Regions from separate parts of the Mus musculus genome. Here regions 2, 3 and 4 are each linked to region 1. A link is a contact called in ENCODE Hi-C or POLR2A ChIA-PET data. All regions are on one chromosome and are shown on one strand. The core of a region is the stretch at or near the end of the contact, and the rest is flanking DNA. Distances in the headings are between cores, read along the strand shown. Region 1 holds the start of Igf2bp3 (insulin-like growth factor 2 mRNA binding protein 3). Region 2 holds the start of Evx1 (even-skipped homeobox 1). Region 3 holds the start of Hoxa13 (homeobox A13). Region 4 holds the start of Mira (mistral long non-coding RNA).

Evidence for each region. Hi-C counts contacts between places; a loop is a spot of excess contacts on that map. ChIA-PET counts read pairs that join two places held with the same protein, here RNA polymerase II (POLR2A).
Region 2: a map of heart shows a loop between it and region 1 (9-fold over the local background). The contact joins the promoter of Evx1 here to the promoter of Igf2bp3 in region 1. A Hi-C loop is called at or near these places in 5 of 37 maps with a recorded cell type or tissue (heart and left cerebral cortex). POLR2A ChIA-PET finds 5 or more read pairs at or near these places in 1 of 5 experiments (embryonic stem cell).
Region 3: a map of left cerebral cortex shows a loop between it and region 1 (6-fold over the local background). The contact joins the promoter of Hoxa13 here to the promoter of Igf2bp3 in region 1. A Hi-C loop is called at or near these places in 8 of 37 maps with a recorded cell type or tissue (adrenal gland, gastrocnemius, heart and 1 more).
Region 4: a map of left cerebral cortex shows a loop between it and region 1 (6-fold over the local background). The contact joins the promoter of Mira here to the promoter of Igf2bp3 in region 1. A Hi-C loop is called at or near these places in 8 of 37 maps with a recorded cell type or tissue (adrenal gland, heart and left cerebral cortex).

The regions. Positions count from the first base shown.
Region 1 is chr6:49,213,651-49,216,302 of GRCm38, forward strand. Igf2bp3 (insulin-like growth factor 2 mRNA binding protein 3) reads right to left here and starts at 1,304. Exons shown (of 15, transcript NM_023670.3): 1 at 647-1,304. The coding sequence starts at 821.
Region 2 is chr6:52,312,147-52,314,798 of GRCm38, forward strand. It overlaps Evx1 (even-skipped homeobox 1), which reads left to right and starts at 1,352. Exons shown (of 3, transcript NM_007966.4): 1 at 1,352-2,125. The coding sequence starts at 1,699. Evx1os (even skipped homeotic gene 1, opposite strand) reads right to left here. Exons shown (of 4, transcript NR_038163.1): 1 at 2,625-2,652; 2 at 1,158-1,424; 3 at 607-684.
Region 3 is chr6:52,259,535-52,262,186 of GRCm38, forward strand. It overlaps Hoxa13 (homeobox A13), which reads right to left and starts at 1,346. Exons shown (of 5, transcript NM_008264.1): 1 at 1,103-1,346; 2 at 1,018-1,101; 3 at 1,008-1,015; 4 at 330-1,006. The coding sequence starts at 1,240.
Region 4 is chr6:52,213,973-52,216,624 of GRCm38, forward strand. It overlaps Mira (mistral long non-coding RNA), which reads right to left and starts at 1,316. Exons shown (of 1, transcript NR_045199.1): 1 at 519-1,316. Hoxa7 (homeobox A7) reads right to left here. Exons shown (of 2, transcript NM_010455.2): 2 at 1,651-2,058. The coding sequence ends at 1,745.

The sequences.
Region 1 (2,652 bases), core at 54-2,553:
CAAACAGCCTGCCATGGGGGCGCGCGGCCTTCTTTCTGGTCCACATCCAGGTTGGCCTGGAGCACTGGGCGATGGGATTAAAGAGCCAGGGTGCCAGGAGGAGATTGGGCGGCCGGGGTGCTGGTCCACGCGCGCTGACCCATCAAGGCGCCGGCCTCGAGTCCAGCTGGGGACGGTGGAAACCGAAAGGCACGGACAGCTGCTCTCCCCTCGGGCATCCAGGCAGAGCGCACTCAGACACCCGGGCCGCGGCTGCGCGCACGGGCCGGGACTGCGGCGCCGCGCGTGGCAGGGCTGCCGTTCTGGCAACAGCCGGCCGCCGCCGCCCACCTGCCCCTTTCGCTCTAACGACCCCGCGAGGTGGACGCGGCGGCGTGGAGCGGGACCGCCTGGACGCGGCCTCCCCCCGGGCGTAGGCTCAGGCCACTTTCTGTTCTCTACGGCTGGGGGACAGCGACCAGACAGAGGGCCCGGCGGGCGTCCACGCTGGGCCCCAAGGCCCGCCTGGCCCGGCCTGCAGCACGCGCCGCGCCGCGCCCCGCGACTGACAGCGCGTCCCCCTCCCCACCCCCACCCGCCCCGCAAGCGGGGTCCCGGATGGCAGCTGCGGAGACGGGGAGGCCCCGACCACGCGCGCGGGCCCCACCTGAAAGCGCCTCGATGGCCTTGAGGGCCCAGCCCTCGTCCGGGCAGTCCACGAACGCGTAGCCCGTCTTCACCAGGAAGGGGCCCGCCACCGGGATCTTAGCGTCCTTGAAGACACTTTCCAGGTCCGCGGGGCCGGCGTGGTCGCTGAGGTTCCCGATGTACAATTTGTTCATTGTGAAAAGGGGTCGTTTTAAAACCCGAGGAAAATGCTAAATTAAAAAAAGCACCCACGGCGGAGGATGGAGCCGGTGGATTTTGTTCCTCTCCTCTTGGCTTTCAAACCCACACAGTGACCCAAGCACGGGAGCGGCGGGCGAAAACCAGATCCCAGGGTCCTTTTTCCTCTTCTGGGTATTAAAAAAAAGAGAGAAAGAAAAAGCCTAGCGACGAGCCCAGCGTCGAGTCTTCCTAACTCTGGGGAGGAGGCGGGATTAGCGAGAGAAAGGAGGAGGCGCGGGGGGAAACTACTTTTTGTCTCTTCCTCCCCAACCCCTTTGGCAGCGGCCAGCGGGCTGTGAAAATATCACACTACGTGGGGCAGGCGCCGCCTCCCCGTAAAAAAAAAAAACCCCGAGGGGTGACTGGCAGCGGCGAGGGGAGCGGGGCGGGGGCAGCCGCTCCGAGTGTCCGGCTTTTTGAATGAGCCACGTGTTCAAACTACAAATCAACGTCTCACGTGAGGAATCCCAGCGCCTCAATTAGAGTGGGTTTCGGAGGAAAGAGAAAAAAAAAAAAAAAAAAAAAAAGCGAGAGGGGGAGGGGAAGCGAGATTGGGCGAGGAGGGACCCCGAGCTGGAGCCGGAGCCGGAGCCGGGGAGGGGGTGGAGAGCGTCCAGCCGCTGCAGCCGGCGCCAGGCGCGATGGGCACGGCGAGTTTCCAAAGGGTCCGAGCCTCGGGAGGGTCAGACGAACGATCCTTTTTCCTTAAGATGAGGAAGCGGTTAGGGGGTCCCGCGGTTGCAGTTACCGTAGTTTGTAACCATTCGATTTTTAAAAAATGGGTCACTTAACAACGAAATCTGAATGACAATCTCGAACTCAGTCGGTGGCTCTGATGACCGGGGAAAGTAGAACCCGGGGGCAGAGCGCCGCTCCCCTCGAGGGCCCCGGGGACCGAGCAAGCGGGGCGGCCCGGGCCGGCGTGGGGGAGGGGAGCCGACGTCCTGGGCGGGTGTCTACGCGACACCTCCTCCGCCTGCGCTCCGGGTGGCTCTCCGCCTCGCCGTTCATTGGCTGCTCGGCTACGAGAAGACTCTGGATAAATGAGGCCGGGGGCGGGCTGGCCGCGTGGGGGAGGGGCGCGGGGCGGAGGCTGTGGGGCTGGGGGTGGCCGAGTGGGAAAAGTCGGTACTTAAAGGGAAACCCTCGCTTCCTGTGGTTTTTCGAAGGGGGAGGGCTGGGTGTGGGGGAGGACTGATACTTTTATTTAAATAATTTTTGTTAAAGAACTTGGGACTCTAAGGGAACCCTGTTCAGCGTCAGCCTAAGGTGGCGGCCGCGCTGGGAAACTATTCCTCGGCTCTTTCCGCCTTCCTTTGACTGTGAGAGCCATTCATAATTTTCCCTGTAGGTAACGAGCACAATGGTGGTTGGGGGGTTGGGTCTGGGCCCGGTGGAGCCTTCCTGATCCTACTAAATGTGAGCCGGAGAACAGGAATAGGGAAAAAAGGGCAGTACCCCTGTCCTTGTGAAAACCTTCAACTGTGGCTTAATGGTTGTGTGCTCTACTCAAAGGCTTCAAAGATAACTTGTGATATATTTTTAACAGGCATTTTATGGAAAAGAGAAATTGCCGGGTTTGGATGACTGAAATTAAGCTCTATATAGCCTGAAAATACAGGCAGAAATCTAATGTTTTGCTACTCTCGCAAGTTGAAAAATGTGAATAGAGAAAATATGTGCTTCATACTACAAACGCCTTCAGCAATTGATAATTTGATATGGTGTTCTCTTTCAAAAAAAAAACTTAATAATACTTTATCTCTGACAGAAAAACAAGTAGCA
Region 2 (2,652 bases), core at 102-2,601, 3.1 Mb after region 1:
CGCTTCTTCAGCTAAGAGGGCAGGCTGCTCACTAGTGGAAAATATTGCAGGGGGAGCCAGAGAGGGGGATGGAGGAGCTAAACTCGGAGGGTGCTCACCTCTGCCCCTCAATCTGGCCCACCTGCCAGGCTCCGCAGGAGATTCTTCTACTCCTTCTCCCAAACACCAAGTCCCAGAATTCCACAGGTCCAGACCTTCACCTCCTCAGAGGATTAGCCTAGTCCCTTCACCCCGCCTACTGCCTGTTTTTGTTTTTTGTTTTTGTTTTTTGTTTTCCCCATGACATTTCAACAACTTTCTCTCCTACCTCTAGCTTTGGACACAGAAAATCTCTTTTGGGTAGAGCCCAGGAGAGGACCCTGCAAGCTCAAACCCTGCTGATACTCTTTGCCACACAATCTACCCACAGCTGCCCTAAAACCATCAGAGAAGGCCAGCACCTTCTACCTGGGCTCCTTCCGTACTACCAGAGCAGGGGGCCGGATTGCCAGCTCCTTTTCATTAGAACACGCCGTTTGTGGCAGAATTCGTTGACTCTGTAGAAATACCTAAAATACAGACAGAAAAAGAAAGGCCAATCTTAGACCCTTTCCCTAACCGACATACCTGAAATAGCCCGGAGATAAGCCAAACCAAAAGATGTTTTCTTCTATGAAGAGCCAATCCAAATTCAAATCAGGCCATCTAGATAGAGATAATTAACAACAACAACTCATTGAACACTTCGAATTTTAGCCAGGTGATCTGGGTGGGGAGAGATTTTTCTTCTTCTTCTAAAATCGAGGAACACTGTGTTAGCACACAAGGCCGGTTCTCAAAGGGGAAAACGATATCTTTTGGCTGTTAGGGGATGAAAATAAAGTTTGGTTCTTAGGAGGGAGACAGATGGGGTTGGGGAGATGAGGGAGGAACGGGTACTTTAGGCTCAAGCTCCCCAGACAACTGAGGTGGAGGGTACCTTTTCAGTAGCTGGTTAAAAAAAAAAAAAAAAAAAAAAAGACAAGCGGTTGTATTAATACTCAGAAAACCTGGGTTTGTAAACAGCTTCCAAAGAGTAGCTATGGATTCTTTCATTAGTATTAGATCTAGACACCAGGTTAAGAAAACAGAAGTCAAAACAACAATAAAATAAAATTTCAAAAGCATTTTTCAATTACCAAGTCCTGTTGCCCCTGTGGAACTCGCTGCGCGCCTTAAGCGCTCCCTTTTCTGTGTGCGGAATTCCATTTGCATCCTCTGTGTCTGGGTGTCTCCCTTTCCCAGTGTGTGTGTCTCTCTGTTTTCACACTCTCCTCCCCATTCGAGCGAGGCCCACACCTGGCGCATCACTGCCGAGCCATTAGCTGCGGGTCTCCTTTCATCTTCACTGTGGCAGACGTTTCTATTTATCCACTTGCGTTCGCCGAGTGGCGTCACCAGCGGTACTGTAATGACGATTGCAGCAGGAGGATGACAGCTTAGAAAGAAGAGGGCAATGGGGCTTCCTCCCAGAGGCGGTGCGGCACAGAGGAGCGCTCGCATCACAAGGTGACCCTAGCTCCCCACTGCCATCTCCGCGGTCGCCGTCGACACGGCGCTGGGGCTACCCGGCGCCTGCCTTGTCGCCTTAGCTCCTCTTCTCAGCCAAGATCCCAGGGAGCCTGGGATTAGGAGCTTACTTGGGGGTTTTCCCCCTCCCCCCCTCTGGAGAGTCCGGGGATGGAGAGCCGAAAGGACATGGTTATGTTTCTGGATGGGGGTCAGCTTGGCACTCTGGTTGGTAAGAGGGTCTCTAATTTGTCCGAAGCCGTGAGCAGCCCGCTGCCTGAACCGCCAGAGAAGATGGTGCCCCACGGTTGCCTGAGCCCGCGAGCCGGCCCTCCGACTTCCCGGGAGCGTGGCGGGGGAGGCCAGGAGGAGGAGCCGGTCGATGGACTAGCAGGCAGTGCTGCAGGGCTGGGCGCCGAGCCACGGTCTGCTGGAGCGGCCATGCTTGGCCCGGGACCCCCAGTCCCCTCCGCGGACAGCCTCTCTGGCCAAGGGCAACCTAGTAGCTCAGACACCGAATCGGATTTCTATGAAGAAATCGAGGTGAGCTGCACCCCAGACTGCGCCACCGGGAACGCCGAGTACCAGCACAGCAAAGGTAGCCACCTTGCCCCTCCGCTCCCCGGTCCGCCCACTCCACCCACAGTTCCCTTCATCTCAGGCCAGGTGCAAGATGCTCCTTTCCCTTGGGGCAGGATGGCTGGGGGTTGGGTGAGTGGGGCGGGGGCACCTGAACAACTCTTTTGCTCTCTGCACCTTAGTGTGTGTGAGGGCTCTCGTGTTATCCCATTAGAGTGACAGTTGTGCCTGGACGAATGTCAGCGTTGGCACAAGTCTTGACTTGAGGGGTCCAAAACGCACCCCAACCTCCCAACCCCCGAGTTTTGTGGGAATGATTCAGCTAAGACGGAAAGACACATCCGTCGGGTAGGGCAAGATCAAACGGTTGTCCGGGCAGTTTGACTGGAGGGGAGCAAGGCACAAGGAGGCGCGGAAGCCCGGAGAATATAAAGGACCGTAAAATCGTGGCGGACTCTGGTCTCCGGAGGGCTGCAGCCCTCCGACCAGTTTGCACGTCGGTCAGAGGTCCAAATTACCTTGTCACTTCCCGGGCTGGCGGCGCCA
Region 3 (2,652 bases), core at 96-2,595, 3.0 Mb after region 1:
AAAATCGAGTCTATTTCCCATCTTGGAGTCAATGTCAAGGGCTTGGGAGGGTGGGGCACCCAGAGAGAAAGGGGCTGCCGGAGTTGGAACCCACAAGCTTCCTCCCAGCTACCCTTTACCAAAGGAGGGCCCGGGGACCGGCTCGACTTAGGGCAGGGCGGACGGACAGCGCCAGCCAGCCGGGGCCAGGCTCCCAGGGGTGCAGAATTGCTAAGGCAAGCCAGGCCAGGGAGAATGCGGGGGGGGGGGGGGGTTAGTGACCCTGGGGCACGAGCCGAGGAGAAGCTGAAAAGCTGGAAGACCCGGGCTGGAAAGGGGGCGCCATTTACCGGGCAGAGTGGACTTCCAGAGGTGGGGAGGCTGCGTCTGCTCTTTGGGGCAGTACATTTGGCCGTTCCAGCCGTTGGGCAGAGCCCAGGGCTGATAGCTTTCCATGGGAAGCCCCAGAGGCTCGTGGCGCGACTCGCCAGGACCCCCGAGCCCCGGAACTACTGGCATATCCAGGTAGCCGGGCACGGGCTGGTGATGGTGGTAAGGCCCGGCTGCGTAGCCCTGATGGTAGAAAGCAAACTCCTTGGCGCGGGAGCTGAACTCCTCGGCCGCGGGGCCGGCGGTGTCCATGTACTTGTCGGCGAAGGCGGCGGCGGCCGAAGCAGGCTGCGCGCACGACTTGATGGCGTTGGGGTGCGGGCCCATGCGGGCGCACGGGTAGTAGCCGCTGCCGAAGTAGCCGTAGGGCAGCGCCGCGGGCCCCGACGAGCTCTGTGCCGCCGCCGAGCAGGGACTGCACTGCTTGGCGGCCTCGGCACCCGCGGGCCCCGCCGGCCCGGGCCCTCCCGACGACGACGCGGCAGCCGCGGCGGCGGCGGCAGCAGCGGCGGCGGCGGCGGCGGCGGCGGCGGACGGGGGCGCCTCCCCCGGGGCGCTGCTGTACGCGGCCGCGGCGCCGGGCGCCAGGGGTGCGGGATGCGCCATCAGGTTGCGGCACTGGTTGGCCGCGGCGGCGGGCGGCGGCGCCGCTGCGGCCACCGAGAAGTTGCCCCCCGCGGCCGCGGCAGCCGGGTGGGGGAAGCCCCCGCCCCCAGCTCCCGCCGCCGCCGCCGGCCGCCGCCCGTGCCGCCGCCGCCGCCCCTTCCATGTTCTTGTTGAGCTCGTCGGCCACCAGGCCGCCGCCGTTGTCGTAGAGAAACATGACGGTGGGCTCGATCCAGCGGGGGTGGAGGAGCACGGAGGCTGTCATAGCCCGAGCCGCATGGAGAAGACCCCAGTGGCGCTGTTTTAAAAAGCCCCCAAGAAGTGAAGAGCGCGGCGCGCGGGGCCGGGGCCCGAGCGAGGGGGGCGGGTCGCGCCCTGCGGGGTCGCGCCAGGCGGCCGCCCATTGGCCCGCCCCCGGCCCGCCCCCGGCGTATGCAAAGCGGGAGGCTCCGGCTCGGCTCCGCGCTGGGCCCGCCGTCCCCGCCGCCGCCCGCGCGGTCCTCTGCGCCAGCTCTAGCTCCCGCCGCGCGGCCGCGCAGCAGTCACCCACGGAGGAGGCGGGGGTGGGTGGGGGGGAGAAACTAGGGCGGGTGGGGCTGGGAACACAGGGACCCCGATCCCTTCCCGGGTTTCGCGCGGAGGTTGGGAGGGGCAGTGAGCGGCTGCGGTTGGGGTGCGACCTGAGGTCGTGGGGACAAGTCAGGTAAATTCTCCAGTGGCCAGGAATGAGGGTTTGCCTTGGCCTTGGACTGGCCCAGGATGTCCTGGCATGTTTTAGGGACCTCTGGGGCTGTTTTCTTTCCAGGGATGGATACATCTTTCTGCAGCTAGACCCTCCCAAGGATGTGGGAGCTTTCGCCTGGCCGAGATTGCACTCCCCACCCCCCCCTGGGGAACAAGGGCGTTTGTTTCCTGTTGGTTCCAGGAGAAGTCTGGAGCAAGGGTCCCAGGACATTTCTCTGGGAAGTTTGGGCTGCATTTGGGAGCTCCCTTCCCTGTTCTCAGGCTCTAGAGGACAATTTCAATTAGGCCTAAGGACTCAGAAGATCAGAACAACTAATTGTATCTCCTACACTCATCACACACGCGAGCGCAAATATTCGCGCGCGCGCACACACACACACACACACACACACACACACACACACACACACAGAGAGAGAGAGAGAGAGAGAGAGAGAGAGAGAGAGAGAGAGAGAGAGAGAGAGAGAGATGCATACTGCCACATTGTCCAACTTGTATATACAGCTCGCTATTCATTCCGATGCAGCAGCTATTCTCTCTGGTCCGCAGAGGATTTCAGATGAAGAAAGCACCATTCACTCACACTCCTGTCTCAGGAGTCCGGCTGCCTTTTCCTGAAGGGGTTTAAGAGGAACAGGCCCCAGCTGGGCTGCTGGCTGGAACTCCAGCCACGGTTCTGGGACTTCCTACAAGTCACTCCATAGATCCTGAGTTGGACACTTCAGACACCTGGCAATCCACTGTTGCATTCCGTTTTGGGGAAAGAGAAAAAGGCTCTTTGGGATCCTTTCATGGTTTTTCTCCTAATAGGGGCTCAGCCTGTAGTGGGTTCAAGGTGCCGGGGTTCAGCTGATGAGTTCCTCTGTACCTTGAGCTTGGTGGGGTGTTTGTATTGGGAGAGCAACGTTTGGATGCAGTGTTTTGATAAAGGAT
Region 4 (2,652 bases), core at 66-2,565, 3.0 Mb after region 1:
TAATACCCTTTTAGAGCTCAGTCTACACCTTTAGAGGAAAGTTGAATTTGGAATTCGTTCATGGAATTTATGAAAGTTTGAGAGGCCGTAGATAGAATATGTAGCATTAACAAATAGTCTTTTTTCAATGGATCTAAATAGATATTGGTGCACATACAATAGCCAGACAAAAACCATCTACAAAGAGGAAGGCATATATACAATTATAGTCACAGAAAAACACAGAAACCCACACACACAATTATAGACATGAGAAATGTTGATGCACACGCATGTGTGTGGGAATGCATACAATTATAACTATAAGCAAGCACACAGAGAAATAGAAATGTGCTTAAGTACACATAAAAACATGTGAAAAGAGACATGATACATTTGTCCATGAATAGCTAAAATTTGGACTCAGGGACAGTGGCTCTGCATTTGTTTCCCGTGTCTCTTTGGCCTACAGCCAGGGCTGGTCCTTCAGCTATGGCCACTTCCCCTTGCACAAGACCCTCTGGATAAAGCAGTCCGTGTTTCTTTGTCACCAAGCATCTTTATTGTTACATAAAACACAGGTAGCTGGGCTGGGAAGCGTGCCTTCTCTGAACCCCAGGCTGGGGGGTGGGACGGGACATGAGGAGACAAGGGAGATGATGGCCCCGGTGGGTGCTGGACTTCCCCCACCCACTACAGAATTAGTTCAATACAACACACCATGCTACAAAGTCACCCCATTAAAACATCCTTCCAAAGTCAAGACATTCCTTTACAAATGAGCTCCAAGATTATAGAAATGACAACAACACAAAAAAAATCTGGTTCAAATATACAGTATTTGTCCTTGTAGGAAAAGTCAGGGTATACATATTTGACATGGCTGAACAGTAGGACACAAAAGCAAGGGGGAGAGGACAGTGAGTCTGGGAACATCTCCTTAGTCCCACAAAAACAAAACCCAGAGCTATTCCAGAGGATGGCAGCCAGCTCGGGAATGCTCCCCTCCTGAAGTAGGGTTAATGGCCCTGACCTTGTGTCAAAGCCAGAGAAAGAGGGATTCTAGGTTACAGCACTTGGTATGCTTTGGAATAAATATATTATTTTTCAATTTAAATAGAAGCCAATACCCTGGTCCCTGAACCTCATTGCCTTGTCAGTGAAGCCTTGGTGACCCCAAAGACTATCAGTTAGAAGCATCAAGGTCCAGCCTGGGAGGGATGGGCACCGAGAAGCAGGTGAGCTAGCCAGCACACAATAGGTAGTTTAGGGCTAGTAGTAGGTAGTATTGATCATGGTTTGCAGGTATTGGCCGGGTGTGTGATGGGGGTGGGGCAGGTGCTGGGTGTCTGCCAGTGTTGGGACATGAAGGAGGCTTCTTAGGAATGGTGGCCCACTGGGGCTGGGCCCATAGGTAGTTTGGGAGTGCCTCTCAAAGAGGCCTGTGCTAGGTAGTATTTTGGCTGTGCCTGCGCACAACACTGGCCCAGGGTTGTGGGTATCTACTGGGTTCCTCAGAGGCAGAGAGGGTCCCCAAGGTGACCTAATTTCCCTGGGAGCTAAAGTGGGTGATTGAATGGAATGAGGGTAGGAACTGATTCCCTCTTTTTTTCTTTCCCTTTCTTTTTTCTCTTTCTTTTTTCTTTCTTTCTTTCTTTTTTTTTTTTACACTTTATTTCCCCCCATTTTTGTAACTAAAATCAATGAGTCTCTTAAAGACGCTTTTCCAACTGTCCTGTGCAGCCAGGGTCCTGTGCCTGGCCCTTTACTCCTCTTCCTCCTCTTCTTCCTCCTCTTCCTCCTCTTCCTCCTCGTCCGCCTTGTCAGCAGCTGTGGAAACGGAGGGCACCGCGTCTTCCGGGGCTGCAGTGGGAGCCTGGCTCTCATCTTTATGCTCTTTCTTCCACTTCATGCGCCGATTCTGGAACCAGATCTTGATCTGGCGCTCAGTGAGGCAGAGCGCGTGAGCGATCTCGATGCGGCGGCGCCGCGTCAGGTAGCGGTTGAAATGGAATTCCTTCTCCAGTTCCAGCGTCTGGTAGCGCGTGTAGGTCTGGCGTCCCCGCTTCCTGTCGGGTCCTAGGAACAGAAATTTGGACATATAGATAGACAAAACAGACAAGCAGACTAGGATGTGGACAGAAGAGTGCTTTAGTCAGGCCAGCAGCCCAAGAACCTGCACCTTCCACCTTGCCCAAATCCAGGTGCAACCCTCATCACCCTCAATTGAGCTGGGGGAGGGAAATTGTGAGCGGAAGGCCCCAGGGCCAGACAAGCAAGAACATCTGTGAGAAGCCTTAGGGCAGAATTCCAACTTTACAACTGGCCTTTCCAGCCGGCTACGTTTCCACAATGTCCTGCTTCCCCCTGACAAAGGGAAATTGTCAATATAGAGTGTGGCAAGTGGGGGACTCTGCGCTTTTGCCATTCAAAGGCGAGCCTGGCTGCTCCCCAGCCTTGCTAGTGGGCGACCCTCATCAGCAGCCCCATCCACAAGACCTTCCTGTGACTTTCCCACCCTCTGTCCCATTGGCTTCAGCCCCGTTCTGGAAATGGCCTCTGGTACAGTGATGAGTGAGGGATCCCGGAGGTCTCAATTCTCCTTGCCTTTGAGAAAGAAAGCCAGGCCGAAAGAAGGGAAGGAGGGGAGAGAGAGCTGGAGTCAAGAAAGAG